2 separate regions of the Mus musculus genome follow, and region 2 is linked to region 1. A link is a contact called in ENCODE Hi-C or POLR2A ChIA-PET data. All regions are on one chromosome and are shown on one strand. Each heading gives the region's core, a stretch centred on a gene start or an enhancer-like site at or near the end of the contact. The rest is flanking DNA. Distances are from core to core; before and after follow the strand shown. Region 1 has its middle 8.5 kb from the start of Gm40038. Region 2 has its middle 54 kb from the start of Gm40038.

Region 1 (6,447 bases), core at 2,903-5,402:
GATGAGGGTGAACCACTAAGTTCAATATTCATGTTAGCTCTTGTACTAGGCCAATACTTCTGTGTCCATCTCCTGACTCAGTCTTCTTTGTATCTGGTCCTCTTCAAATGTGATCTTTATACTGCAGACTAACCAGGGACCCCAATATTGATGTGACATGTATAGATGTGACTTTCCAATAACCTGACATATTATTTACTGGATATCTTAGAACAAGATGATAAGTACCTAGTAGACAAACACCTCTAATGCCCTTATGAAACTGGGTATAATACATTTGGGTCTTTTCCACTGTGACTCTACTTCCAGATGACAGACATGGTGAAGTCCCCATCCCAGAATAAAGAAAGCTAGAGGGGGTGGCAGGAGAGAAGGACAAGAGTGAAGTTCTGTAACCTTTGCTTTGATGGCTTCCTCCACATCCCACAGACTGAACTTGCTCGGAGGTAAACCTCTGTCCCAGATTCTCTTCCACCACACATTAATCAGCCCTTATTTCCTAGATGACGATGATTTATTAACACGTGAAGGATCTTCAGCCCCCTCAGAAGAGGAATTGTCTTTGTCGGCTCACTTCATAAATCTTGCCTGACATGGAATCAGAGGATGGGAGTGAGAAAGAAGCCCAGGGAGGCGTGAGAAAGAAGACAGAATCTAATCACAGAGCCTGGTGCCCTACCTCTCTGAGCAGGGAACGGGGGGTGTGGGGGGTGAATCTGGTTGGCAGCAAAAAAGTTGGGAAATAGTGAGTGAGAGGGAATTAGGAAGGAGAAGGAACACGATTTTATGATGTATGACGGGCAAAGAATAAATCCTCCTTTAATGCACTTTGAGAAACTCATATAGGTTGAAATAACTTTGGGGTTATTTTTGTGCTAGGCTAGGCTCATCTACAAGGCATTCTCTGCAGTGGTTGGACAGTTCGAGCTGTCAGTGTGTTTAGAATTACACCTACCACTAGCTAATGCAATAACACCTTTCCAGCTTGGGAAACCTGTCTACGGCTGTGAACCTCTTCACCACACCCTTCTAATACAATCCACAAGAAGCCAGCTCAGATTCACAGAGGGTAATTACGCTCATTCACCAGCTCGGATGTGATGAGCCTATTATCCCAGACATTGTGAAAAATGTTCTAAACCTGTGTGTTCACATACTTAGTGGCAAACGCATTTTCATTTCATTCTGTCTCATTTCAGAAAGATTAAGATCTGTAGAGTAGTGATAATACATAGTAACATCACGGAAAAGTGAGAGCCGGCTTCTGACATGGGAATCGTGAACAGAGCCACACATGTGGCCAAAACCGTCTTATAATGGTGAGCACAGTTGATGCTGACGGATCGGACCACACGTTTGGCTCTGGGCTTTCTAGCAGCTGCTTTGAAGAAGAGAAAACAGTCACTTGCATCAATCACCAGGTCCACGAGATGAAAGTGCAGGAACAAAAAAAAAAAATGACTGTTTTCCTTTACGATGGCCAAATGAGAAGAGGACACAGGGACAATGAACGAAGCATCCTGTAACAGTTCCAAGAGCAAGCCTCGCGTGCTGTGACTTAGAGTGACTGACATTGACAGTTTTGCATCTAAAGCCAAGTCTGCATGTAAGCTAAACAGGGACACTACTGTCCAGTTTGACCAGTGAGGTGCTTGAGGTTCGGAGTGTTAGCTGACTTGCCCATCCACACCCATGAAGCTCACACTGGGATTTATGCAGCACCACCTGACCCAAAAGACTGAAACTCTCTGCATTCCTCACGCAGTGCCAACCCACATAACATGAGGAATCTCCCCCATCCATAGTTCCTCTCCTCAACCTTCTCGTGTACACACATTTCCCATTCAAAACCTTGGAAAACGGAACTCTGAGGAAGCAAAAGTATAAGCCTTCATTATAAGAGAAGAGACCCCCGCCCCCCTTAGCTTTGGGATGCCCTCTGTTCTAGCATCCATGCAGTCTAAGTGTTGGTTGAAGCAGAACGAGAGCTGGTGAGTTCCAGCTTGCAGAAGCAGCTGCCCCTGTGGGTGGTACCAAGAGCCCCGGGTCTTCCCGGCTGGTCTCCCACAGCTGGCAGGTGATGTCATCTCTGGCAGGGAAAGGTGCTCATGGGAAGAGGAACAGAAAGGCCTGTGGGAGGGCAGACGGGGTCATGCTGAAGGGGCTCGGGGGCAAACCCAAGGATCAGGGATTCATTTCTCATACTCAGCAGCCCATAGCCAGGGCAGTAAGCCAAGGAGCCCACATGTGGGGCAGGAAGAGCTAGCTAGGAGCACAGAGCTTTCCAAAGATGTGTTTGCACCCCCATCCCAGACCTACTGAATAAGGATCCCAGGTCAAGCTGACCTCAGATGGCTCAGAGAGGCAGAAACCTAAAACCTGTATCAAGATCAGCTCTTCACACTCTGTAGTATTTATTAAAACCTCTTAAACATCAGACTCCGGGCTAGCCACAGATGAGAGAGATAAACACAGACAAGACCTGGTTCTTAAGTGCACAGTTCACCAGAGGAGACAGAAGTGAAGAACTATACACAGAAACACACATAAAATTACTGACGTTTTCTCGTGCCCAAGCTGTCTACCACAGCTGCATCAGCTGAATTCCCCAGCTCCTGAGAAACTCAGTGCTATCCATCAAAAGGAGCGGTGTTCAGTAAGGCAGAACCTGAAAGGAGGAAAGCGCCCTCTGGTGGCCCTCTGAGTAGTGGCAACTGCAAGAGCCCCAGTTCTACTACAGTTAGTGGACCATGGCTCCAGGTTGGTGGCCAAAGTCTCAGAGTAGCCAGGAGCGGAGAGGATTTTGCTTTGCTTGAAGTGGCAGGTCAGTCCCACTCTTCCTTGTGTCTTTTGGTTTGGGGGTCATGTATCTGAACAGCTGTCACCGTTCTCATCTGTGCTATCACGTGACCGGTTCTGAAGCCAGGCTTCGCTCTAAGTCCCTGAAACTCTAGCACGGGGAAGACACAGCAGAGAAGCACTCAGCACACATATGGCTGAGAAGCAAACTAGCGGTGCTATCCCAACCCGCCCAGCTGTGCCCCGCTTTTTTATTTTTTGTAGGATCTTGGGAGCAGGACAAATAATCACACTCCCTAAGTCTCTGAAAATAAACGAGTTCTTAAAATATTTAAATATAATCTATGTCCTTCCTAAGAGTCTCTGTGAAAATAATATTCATAAGGGGTAAACTTTGTGCTTGGAGCTAAGCCTGGTATGGCTTAATTTGCAATAGAATAACATGTAAATTTATGATAATAAACTATATTATTTAAATGAAATTATAAAAATAAGAGTAACTCACTCATATTCAGTTTTCATGAATGCTGACACCTCTTGAAGAACATGGCAGCACGATTTGTATTCGGGCCTGGGTTGGAGCGTGATCCACGGGAATCCGGGAATGTTGGCTGGAAGCATGGACACAAGGAGCCCAGGCAAATCTCCTCCTTGTGGTATATTCAGCATTTCCTGCACATCCTGACCCAAGAAGCCATGAAAGAATCCACTCAGCACAGGCACCTGTGTTATGGGGCTGACACAATCACTCAGCAGCAGTTGTCGGAGGCTGTCAGGGATGCAGGATGTATCGAGAGGAAGCAGAAAGAGAGGACGTCTGAGGGTATGATGGGGGGCTTCGGGAGAGCGGGTAGAAAAAAGCACAAGGAAAAGCATCAAGAGCTGTTTGCAGCAGCTGCTTACTGTATGAAAACGTAAACAAACCAGCCAGCAGTGTCCAAAGGAAGCTTGCATTTTGAGACATCTTGATTCTGCCTCTAACTGAAGCTTGTGACATTCCTTCCTGAATGAAGAAATAACAGAGACTATGAAGTACATCTGCCAACGATGTAATACATCTGAGCTGGAAGACAGCAGCAACACACAAGCGAAGAGATGGTTGGCTGAATCACTCATCACTGGGCAGCCTGGTCCCTCACTGGATTCCACCTGAGGAGAGCCAAGAGTCGCTCTGTCCATGAGATCTGGCTGAGCCCAGGGTGTCAACCCAGCACCTGTGTCTGGGAGGTACTTGCCAGGGGCTGACAGTGGCCAGGGAAATGGCTGCAGTCACCTCCAGATGACAGACAACTCGGTCCTCATCATTCCTAATTTTGGACTGTGCCTTTGAGGCTCTCTGGCGGCGATAAGCCTGCCTGACTCCAGGCACCATCCTGGCAAAGTCTACCAGAGAGAAGGCGGCTACAAATAACAGTGCTAGCCGTGGAGTCAGCCACTGAAGGGTTGAAATTCTATGCTTGTCAGTTAATAGTCGTGCCTCCATGAGCACCAGTTTCTCTGTTAAAATGCCAATTTTAAGACGTTTATCTGAGTAGAGGAGGATAGGGTAGTATATGTGTGAGCTTGCTATCAGAGGTCTGTCACTGTGAGCTTCCTAGGACTCCTCTCTTCCCTAAACCTGAAGTCATTAAATGGTAACCCTGAGCAACTCTGTATCGTTTGCTTCTGCATATCATGGGCCAATGTTTAAACATATTTTATTATTACATCTTTAAGAATCCCATGCATTCATTCAATGTAAACTCCTTAGTGTTCCCCTTAGCTCCTTCTAGATTCACCCCCAACCCTCTCCCAACCTCATGACCTCTTTTTTAAAATCTGTGCTGTCCTGTCAGGGCAGTAGTGGTGCACACTTCTAATCCCAGCAAGAGGGAAGCAGAGGCAGATGTCTGTGAGTCTGAGGCCAGCCTGGTCTACAGAGTTCCAGGGGAGCCAAGGCTACACAAAGGAACCCTATCTCAAAAAAACAAACAAAGCAACTAAAAAACAAAAAATGTGCAGCCTGATAATCACGGATATGGGACCATCCAGCCATCCAGTGGAGCATGGGGGATCCATCAGGAGCCACACTCTTGGAGAAAACCGACTCTCTCTCCTCGAGATGCTATCAACTACAGTAGTTCCTCAACTAGGGGTTGGGTGGGGGCTCATGTGGCCCCTCCTCACTTCTGGCTAGAGGATAGACTAACCTCGTCTTCTATAGGTCCTATGCTGTGAATTCGTGGGTGCAGAGGATGGAGCGTTTTTAATTTCTGTTTTTATTATGTCTTATTTAGTCCTTCATCTGGTCTATTAGGAAGTGCATTAAATTTTAAAGGAGGCTTTTTACATCCACTAAGCATTTTGACCTTTTCTGGAGCAATAGTTACTAATCACCCTGCTGTGTGTCCAGGCCTCAGGCTCTCAGACCTGTAAGGTCAGGGACTCAGACCTGTAAACCTGGGAAGGATATTACCAGTGAAATTTCACATGGCCACACAAAGTGTTTCAATTAACTCAATTTTCCTCGATTGATATTAACCTTTAAAATAGCAATTAATCTCACAGTGGTCTGCTTCTCTCTTCCACTAGAAATCAAGCATTTAGGCCTGGGAGATGGTCCCATGGGTAAAATCACTACCTAGACAAGCCTGCTGGCCAGAGTTCAATCCCCAGAGCCTACATAAGCAGGACTTGGTAGCATGCATCTGTAATCCCGGCACTCACGTGAAGAGATGGAAGATGCAGACAAGAGAATTGTCAGGAAGTTCACAAGCCAGCTAGCCTACAGTAGAGAGTGAAGAAGCAGGACCAAGAAGGGGCTGTAGTGGATTCCCAAAAGCTGCCCCCCTTCTCCACACTGATCCTCTAACCAGTGTGGACTCACACTCACACATAGACACAGGATTGAGGTTTTGCCTTCTCTATCTCCTGCTCAGTCCCTGGCTTGAAATCAGGCCGGCAAGTGTGTGTGTGTGTGTGTGTGTGTGTGTGTGTGTGTGATATGTACTGCCATATGTGTATGTGATATGATATGTATGTGATAGTTCTTGTCATCTGGAAAGAGGAAGCCTCACTGAGCAATTGCTTCCTCCAGACTGACCTGTGGGCATGTCTGGGTGCATTTTCCTCACTCATAATTGATGTGGGGGTGCCCAGCCCACAGGGGTGGAGTCACCCCTGGACAGGTGGTCCTGGTTATGTAAGATAGCAAGTTGAGCAAGCCAGATAGCAGCACTATGACCTCAATTTCATTGCTGATGCTAGGTTCCTTTCTTGAGTTCCCACCCTGTTTTCCTTAATGAAGGACTGACTGCCTGTAAGCTAAGAAAACCCTTTCCACCCCAAGATGCTTTTGGTTATGGCGTTTACCACATCGACAGAAAGCAAACCAAGATACCATATTCTTGGAGCCAATGAAGGCAACTATGATAACTTTTAGTTTAGGGAAGAGGAGCTGTATTAAATTAAGTGCTAAATTTTATTTTACTAAAAAGCGTAAACACAAGAAGTGATCAAAAGCAAGTATTTTTGTGGCTACTGTGACAAGTTCAGACAGTACAGAGGGAGGGGACTAGCCTCCTAGAGTTCTTAGACCCATAGTTCCCATGGAGAATTACAGTGGGCTTATTGTTTAATTCAGTAGTTAAAGCGTTGAAGTAAATGTAC
Region 2 (6,447 bases), core at 1,176-3,675, 48 kb before region 1:
AGGAGATGCCTGGAGGAAAGCAGAGCAGGGCCATGAGGCCATAGCATCTCTCTGGCCTGTGTCTACCATGAACTGTGTGCCCCTGCTCCAGATGGCTTGGCTCTACCAGCCAGGGCTGTGGCCAACTCACTGGGCAACAACCAATGCACTGATTGCCATATTCACCATGGGCACCGAGCAGTAGTATTCGACCTGTCTCTTAAACAAAGTATTAAGTGTCACTGAGGAAGATTTGCTTATTACACAGAGACTGGTATCTAATCTCTCCCAACCCAAACAAACACATGTTGTGCAAAGTTACATGCCACCACAGTTAAAACAGAGGTTCTGCACTTCAGCTGTCTGGAATCATTGAAGACTAGATGATTGTGGATGACTGAATTTCCACAAACATGGAGAGTTAAGAGTTCAAGCCTCAGGCCAGGCAGTGGTGGCACATGCCTTTAATCCCAGCACTTGGGAGGCAGAGGCAGGAGTATTCCTGAGTTCGAGGCCAGCGTGGTCTACAAAGTGAGTTCCAGGACAGCCAGGGCTACACAGAGAAACCCTGTCTCAAAAAACCAAAAAAGGAAAAAAAAAAAAAAGTTCAACCCTCTGGGCTGTGCAAAGGTGGTTCAGTGACTAAGAATAGTTGCTGCTCTTGCAGAGGACCAACATTTGGGTCCCAGCATCCACGCAGCAGCTTACAAATACCTGTAACTCCAGTTACAGGGTATCCAATACCCTCTTCTAGCCTCCAAGAGCACATTGATACATGTAATGCACATACAAACAAGCAGGCACACACAGATAGATAGATAGATAGATAGATAGATAGATAGATAGATAGATAGATAGATAGATAGATAGAGATGATAGATAGATAGATAGATAGATAGATAGATAGATAGATAGATAGATAGATAGATAGATAGATAGATAGATATAGATGATAGATAGATAGATAGATAGATAGATAGATAGATAGATAGATAGATAGATAGATAGATAGATAGATAGATGGATGGATGGATGGATGGATGGATGGATGGATGGATGGATGGATGGATAGATAGATAGATAGATAGATAGATAGATAGATAGATAGATAGATAGATAGACAGACAGATATTTAAAGAGTTCAACTGTCCTCAAGTCTGAGAAACCCGTCAGAGAATGATAGCAGGGTGCCCACCATTGCTGAGCCTGGGAGAACATTATCACTCTCAGTAATTTGCCAGTGTCTTCAACATTCCTCCTGAGAAGAAGGGCAGCTCTTTCTGAAGGTGATGATGCTTGGGCAGCATTCCTCTGGTGGCCTGGCTCCAAAGCTCTCTACAGACAGATGTGTAGTGTGCCAGTTCATTCTCCTCTTCCTCCTTGCCCTGACCATCAACTGGAAATCTTGAGTGTGTAGTCATTGAGTAACAGCTTCATAGATCAGACACTGAAACGCTGTATACAGGAAACACAAACCATGTGGCCGTGTTCCTGGACTGAGGACAGATTGTTGAGGTCACAAGGCTGAAGAAATGAGCCAATGAGAAGATGCTGGGTCAAAGCCAAGTCAAGTGGGATCCCACAATGATGGACACAGAGTCCTAGCCTCTGTAATGGATAAGGTGGACATAGGAAGTCCCTGAGTTGGCCCTAGGTCCTAGGTGCTGTGGCCTGCCATGGGACACTAGTTATCCATAACAGTCTTGCCCCTGAATCACGTTCAAAACCCTGTCAGCAGGCCACCTCAGTGTGTCCCAGCAATTGCTCTCCAAATATTCAGGCAGGATACATGAAGAAGGGTGGGTCCCAGAGACCTAGACGCTGACCTGTCTACCCAGCCTTGACGCTCCCTCGTGTATGTCAGCAAATGCTTTTCGTGTCAGGCATCTGATACTTAGCATGGCAGGTTATACTGTCACTCATTCCTGCAGGGTTTGACGCTGTCTCAACATCTATTTGCTCTGCAGAATATTTTTAGCAGGAGATTGGGAGAAGGGTTGCTGAGAGAGTCGGTGGGGAAGAAAAAAAGCTGTCCTGATGTAGGCTGTGTCACATTCTCAATGCTGAGCTAAGTGCCTTGAACACATACATGTTCAAAGCGCAATTGCTAATAATGCAATTCCCACCTCCCCATGTTTATAAAAAGGAAGGACAGGAATTGAAAATAAGGCTCAGGGGATCCCTGGCAACTGCAGATCTTCCTTCCTCCCTCCAGGAGAAAGCCAGGGAACACCTAAGTGGTCTTAGAAAGATATGGCACAGAACAGGGGATTTCAAGGGGAAAAAAAAAGAAACCCTTTTCAAATACGTTTCAAACAGTCAACGCGCCTGTTTCCGGAACTCTCCAGAAGAACTGAGAGCTGAGAATGCTATGCCTCCCCCACCTCCACCCTCTAAACTGGCTTTCAGGTGACGCAATGACAAGACCTCTGCGGTGAGCTGTCTGGAGGGACACAGCCAGTCATCAGAGCAGGGGTGCTGCCATCTCTTGGATGTTCATGGCCAGAGCAAGACTCTGTCCCAGAAAGGATGGATTTCAGTGATAATATGAAATGTTACCGGGCAATCTGTTCTGAAATAATTGCTCTGCATGTTGGCCTTCTTTTCCTTTTTAGAATTTCAAAGGCATGGCAGGCGGAAAGCAGAGGCAGCCTGAGGGGCACCTAAATGACTAAATCCAGCCCACCACAAACCTAACTGCACAAAAGCTCTTCTCAATTAGTGGAATGCAATTAATGGTATTGTCGAAACACTCCTGTCACTTCAATCCAGTGCTATTTAGAGCTTCAATTTAGAACTGTGTGCAGATTTTAGGATGTGCAGTTTCTTAGCCACTGTGAGCAGTAACACCTAATCCCCGAGATTCACCTAAGTTTCAACATAGAGAGTAATGGCAGCCTTCTTTCCCATCCTTACACACACAGACACACATCCACTCACACACATGCACTCAGACATACACATACACACACAATCTTATATACACATTTTGGGGTACATACACATAGGCTCAATTTTACTCTCATACAGATACATACAGGCACATATACACAGAGGCTCATACACACAAAGATATATATTTTCTTTCTCTCTCTCTCTCTCTCTCTCATATATATATATACATACACACATATACATATATACATATATATGCAGAAGCACACACAGATGTTCACACATATATACATACACATATACCCAAGCATACATGCACACAGGGCTCATGTATTCATTCAAATATATAAATATATATATATATATATATATATATATATATACACACACACACACATATCCTCTCTTTCTTTAATACACACACACACAGAGGCTCATATACACACTAACATGCATGTATACACCCACACAGGCACACATAAATACAGTCTCCTGTACTCATTCACTGGAGAGCATCCCAGCTCAGCCATCACAACATCCCCCTCCCCAGTGGAAAACTGGATGTGTCCACATTGGAAATATCTAGGGTGTTCTGAAGTAGGATACAAATTCCAAGGCTTTCATTGCATGATGGTCCTTTTGAAATATTTATATTGATTGGCCCAGTTCCTGAGAGGAAATAGGTGTTTCTCTGATTCTCCCAAGTATAGGTCATTTTAGCTGTTGGCTTGTCATATATTTTTTTTAATCTCCACATTTCCCTGCAGATGTGAAAGGAAGATTTAAACAGCAATGTTAGCTGCTTTGGGCTAGATTTTCAAAGCTACGCCAGGGGAGGTGAAAGCACAAATCCTGTTATTGTTACAGGATTAATGCACAGAAGTCCCAGAATACCACTTTGGAAATGTAGCCTAGGAATATTATTTTAATATACTGTGTGTTATTTTTAGACCCAGCTATAGTCCAATTATCAGCTGGTGTATCAAAATGGAGACAAGACAGAGCTGTCGTTAATCCAGAATTCTAGTGAGATTTTTGGTATTTGTGTTTTCTTATCTCTTAGATATCTGGATTATTTGGAAGGAAAATTGGACAGAAACCACTGCAGCTGTTCCCTACCTGTTCTGTTGCTATAGAGGCTGCTGCTTAGAGTGCTGGTTCTATAGAATGTTTTGGCCCAGTTCCCTCGTCCCCAGGGGAGAGAGATTGTGCGAAGAGAGGCATTAAATCCTGAGATCTTTTGACCGTGTCACAAAAAAGCTGAAATCAACCATAGGACACACATGACTTCAAGGCAGCAAGCCATGGTTTCTGCCTCCAGTTATTTCTGTTTCTGCTTTGACACATCTTAGATTGTTATCCAAAAATAACTACCTGCAGAAGGTCTTCCATGGAGTGGCTTGGCTCCAAGTTGCCCCTATGGGCATCAGTGGGCACTCGCTGATTCTTCAGACCCCTGCTGTGGCTTTATTAAGCCATGCTTGTCTTTCTTTTCGGCTTCAGGAAATGTATAGAAAAGAGATGGCTACAGCTCTGGGACCGAGATGCATCCAACCCAGGAGATAAGTGGAAGCCTTTCAGTTGGAGAAGAAACACTGGCTTTGGGGACTGAGAAGGTGACTCGGTGGACAAACTGCCCCTGTGCGTTTGTGAGGGCCGGAGTTTGGATCCACAGAACCCACATTAAAGCCAGACGGGTAAAATAGTCACCTAGTCACCTTTAATCCTGGCACTTGGGAGACAGAGACAGGGTCTCCAGAACACTGAAGGGAGCTATGATAGGCAATATTGATGAGCTCTGGACCCATCAAGGACCTGCTTCAGGGAACACGGAGGAAACAGTCAGGAAGACACCTGGTATCAACTTTTGAACCTTACATGCACATGGATGTGAACATTCAAAAAAAAAGCATTCATACAACACACATACACATGCAAAAAAAATAATAAAGAGGCATTTACACAAGAGTTTTCTGAGTTTCAAATCTCAGGAGTGTCTCCTGTTATCTCAGAGTGGGGTCGGGGCGTTGCTCTGCGGTGCAGCCCATAAGCAAAGACCTGTGCTTGATCTCCAACACACACACGTACACACACACACACACACACACACACACACACACACACATCTCTCAGCATCCCTGGAGGATAGGTTCCAGCACCCCAGCACATACTAAAACCCATCAAAGCTCAAATCCATATATGAAATGGAATATTTGTGTATAAGGGACACACAATTTTCCACATCCTTTCTCTTGGTTCCTTATAACACAGTGTAAATGCTGTGCAAATCACTAGGGGGTACTATACATGCCAAGCATCTGCTCTCCTTTTTCCATCTCTTCCTCCTCCTCCTTTTCGTCCTCCTCTTCCTTCTCCTCCTCCACCACCTCCTCCTCCTCTTCTTCATCCTTCTCCTCCTCCATCGCCTCCTCCTCCTCTTCCTCCTCCTCCACCTAGTTGATCCCTCAGATAGAGAAGTTGTGGATAAGGAGGACTGACTATTAAGAACAAGCCTGTTTATTTAGTTCCAAGTGAGAAGCGGTGGATAAGGCACATCCCATTCAGCAAACGTGGGCATTTTTGTAAATTTTGTCCGTGCTCTCTAGAGCAGTGGGCTGACAAGCCTTGCTAACACCCATGTCAGGGACCTGATGTGTGTCTCATGTGGCTCTAACTCAAATTACAAGTCAACTTTCCTGTATAATCGGCACACAAAGATTAAGCTGTAAGTTGGACTGAAGGAAACTGTCGGGTTTGGTTCTCAGAGTGAACCATTCTTAACCAGTGATCTTCATCTCTGAGGCAGATATGATTGGGTCCTAGACTCTTAAAACCCAGAAATGTATGGACAGCACACACTGGAGTCAATGGCCTATTGAATCTTTTAAAAAGGACACAAAGCTGGGAGGTATGGAGGCAGAGGTGGACCTGGGAGGTCAAAACATAGGACACAAAATGTTCAAAGAATTCATCAAACATTGATCTATCATGACTGCCCTCTGAAAGGCCCAGCAAGCAGCTGAAAGTCAGATGCAGATACTTGCGCCCAACCAATGGACAGAAGTTGCTGGCCACTTGTGGCTAAATTAGGGAAAAGCTGGAAGCTGAGGAGGGAAACCCTGTAGGAAAACCAGTGGTCTTAATTAACCTGGCTCCCAGGATCTTTCAGACAGTGAGCCACTAACCAGGCAGCATACACCAGTTGATACGAGGTCCCTGACACCTATACAGCAGAGGACTTGCAGGGTCTGGGCTCAGTCAGAGAAGATGTACCTAATCCTTGAGAGACTTGAGGCCCCGGGGAGTGGGGAGGTCACGTGGGGTGGGGTAGACCAGGTGAGGGGGAGGAGGAGGAGGTGTGAAATGCAGAACACTGGGAGGATGAACAGGAAGTGGATAAAGTCTGGACTGTGAAAAAAGATTAAAGAATATTTTTTTTAAAAACTGCAAAAAAAAAATAAATTAAATTTAAAAAGTCCCAGAAGTGTCTTCAGGTATAGCATTGGAAGTAAAAATAGGTCAATTAATTTTTCTTATGAGAATTCTTACATGCATACAATATATAAAAGACTT

Evidence for each region. A loop is a pair of places that touch in the nucleus more often than their neighbours do. ChIA-PET counts read pairs that join two places held with the same protein, here RNA polymerase II (POLR2A).
Region 2: a map of heart shows a loop between it and region 1 (2.8-fold over the local background). The contact joins two enhancer-like sites. A Hi-C loop is called at or near these places in 5 of 37 maps with a recorded cell type or tissue (Patski and heart). POLR2A ChIA-PET finds 5 or more read pairs at or near these places in 1 of 5 experiments (Patski).

What each region holds. Positions count from the first base shown.
Region 1 is chr3:41,178,721-41,185,167 of GRCm38, reverse strand. No RefSeq gene overlaps it. Among named protein-coding and RNA genes, the nearest start is that of Gm40038, 8.5 kb to the right of the region's middle. Within about 2 kb of position 4,152, at least 1 of the 3 ENCODE cell types and tissues checked has a DNase peak (open chromatin) inside an H3K27ac peak, as active enhancers do; it is heart, where a contact is called at or near this core.
Region 2 is chr3:41,224,674-41,231,120 of GRCm38, reverse strand. No RefSeq gene overlaps it. Among named protein-coding and RNA genes, the nearest start is that of Gm40038, 54 kb to the right of the region's middle. Within about 2 kb of position 2,425, at least 1 of the 3 ENCODE cell types and tissues checked has a DNase peak (open chromatin) inside an H3K27ac peak, as active enhancers do; it is heart, where a contact is called at or near this core.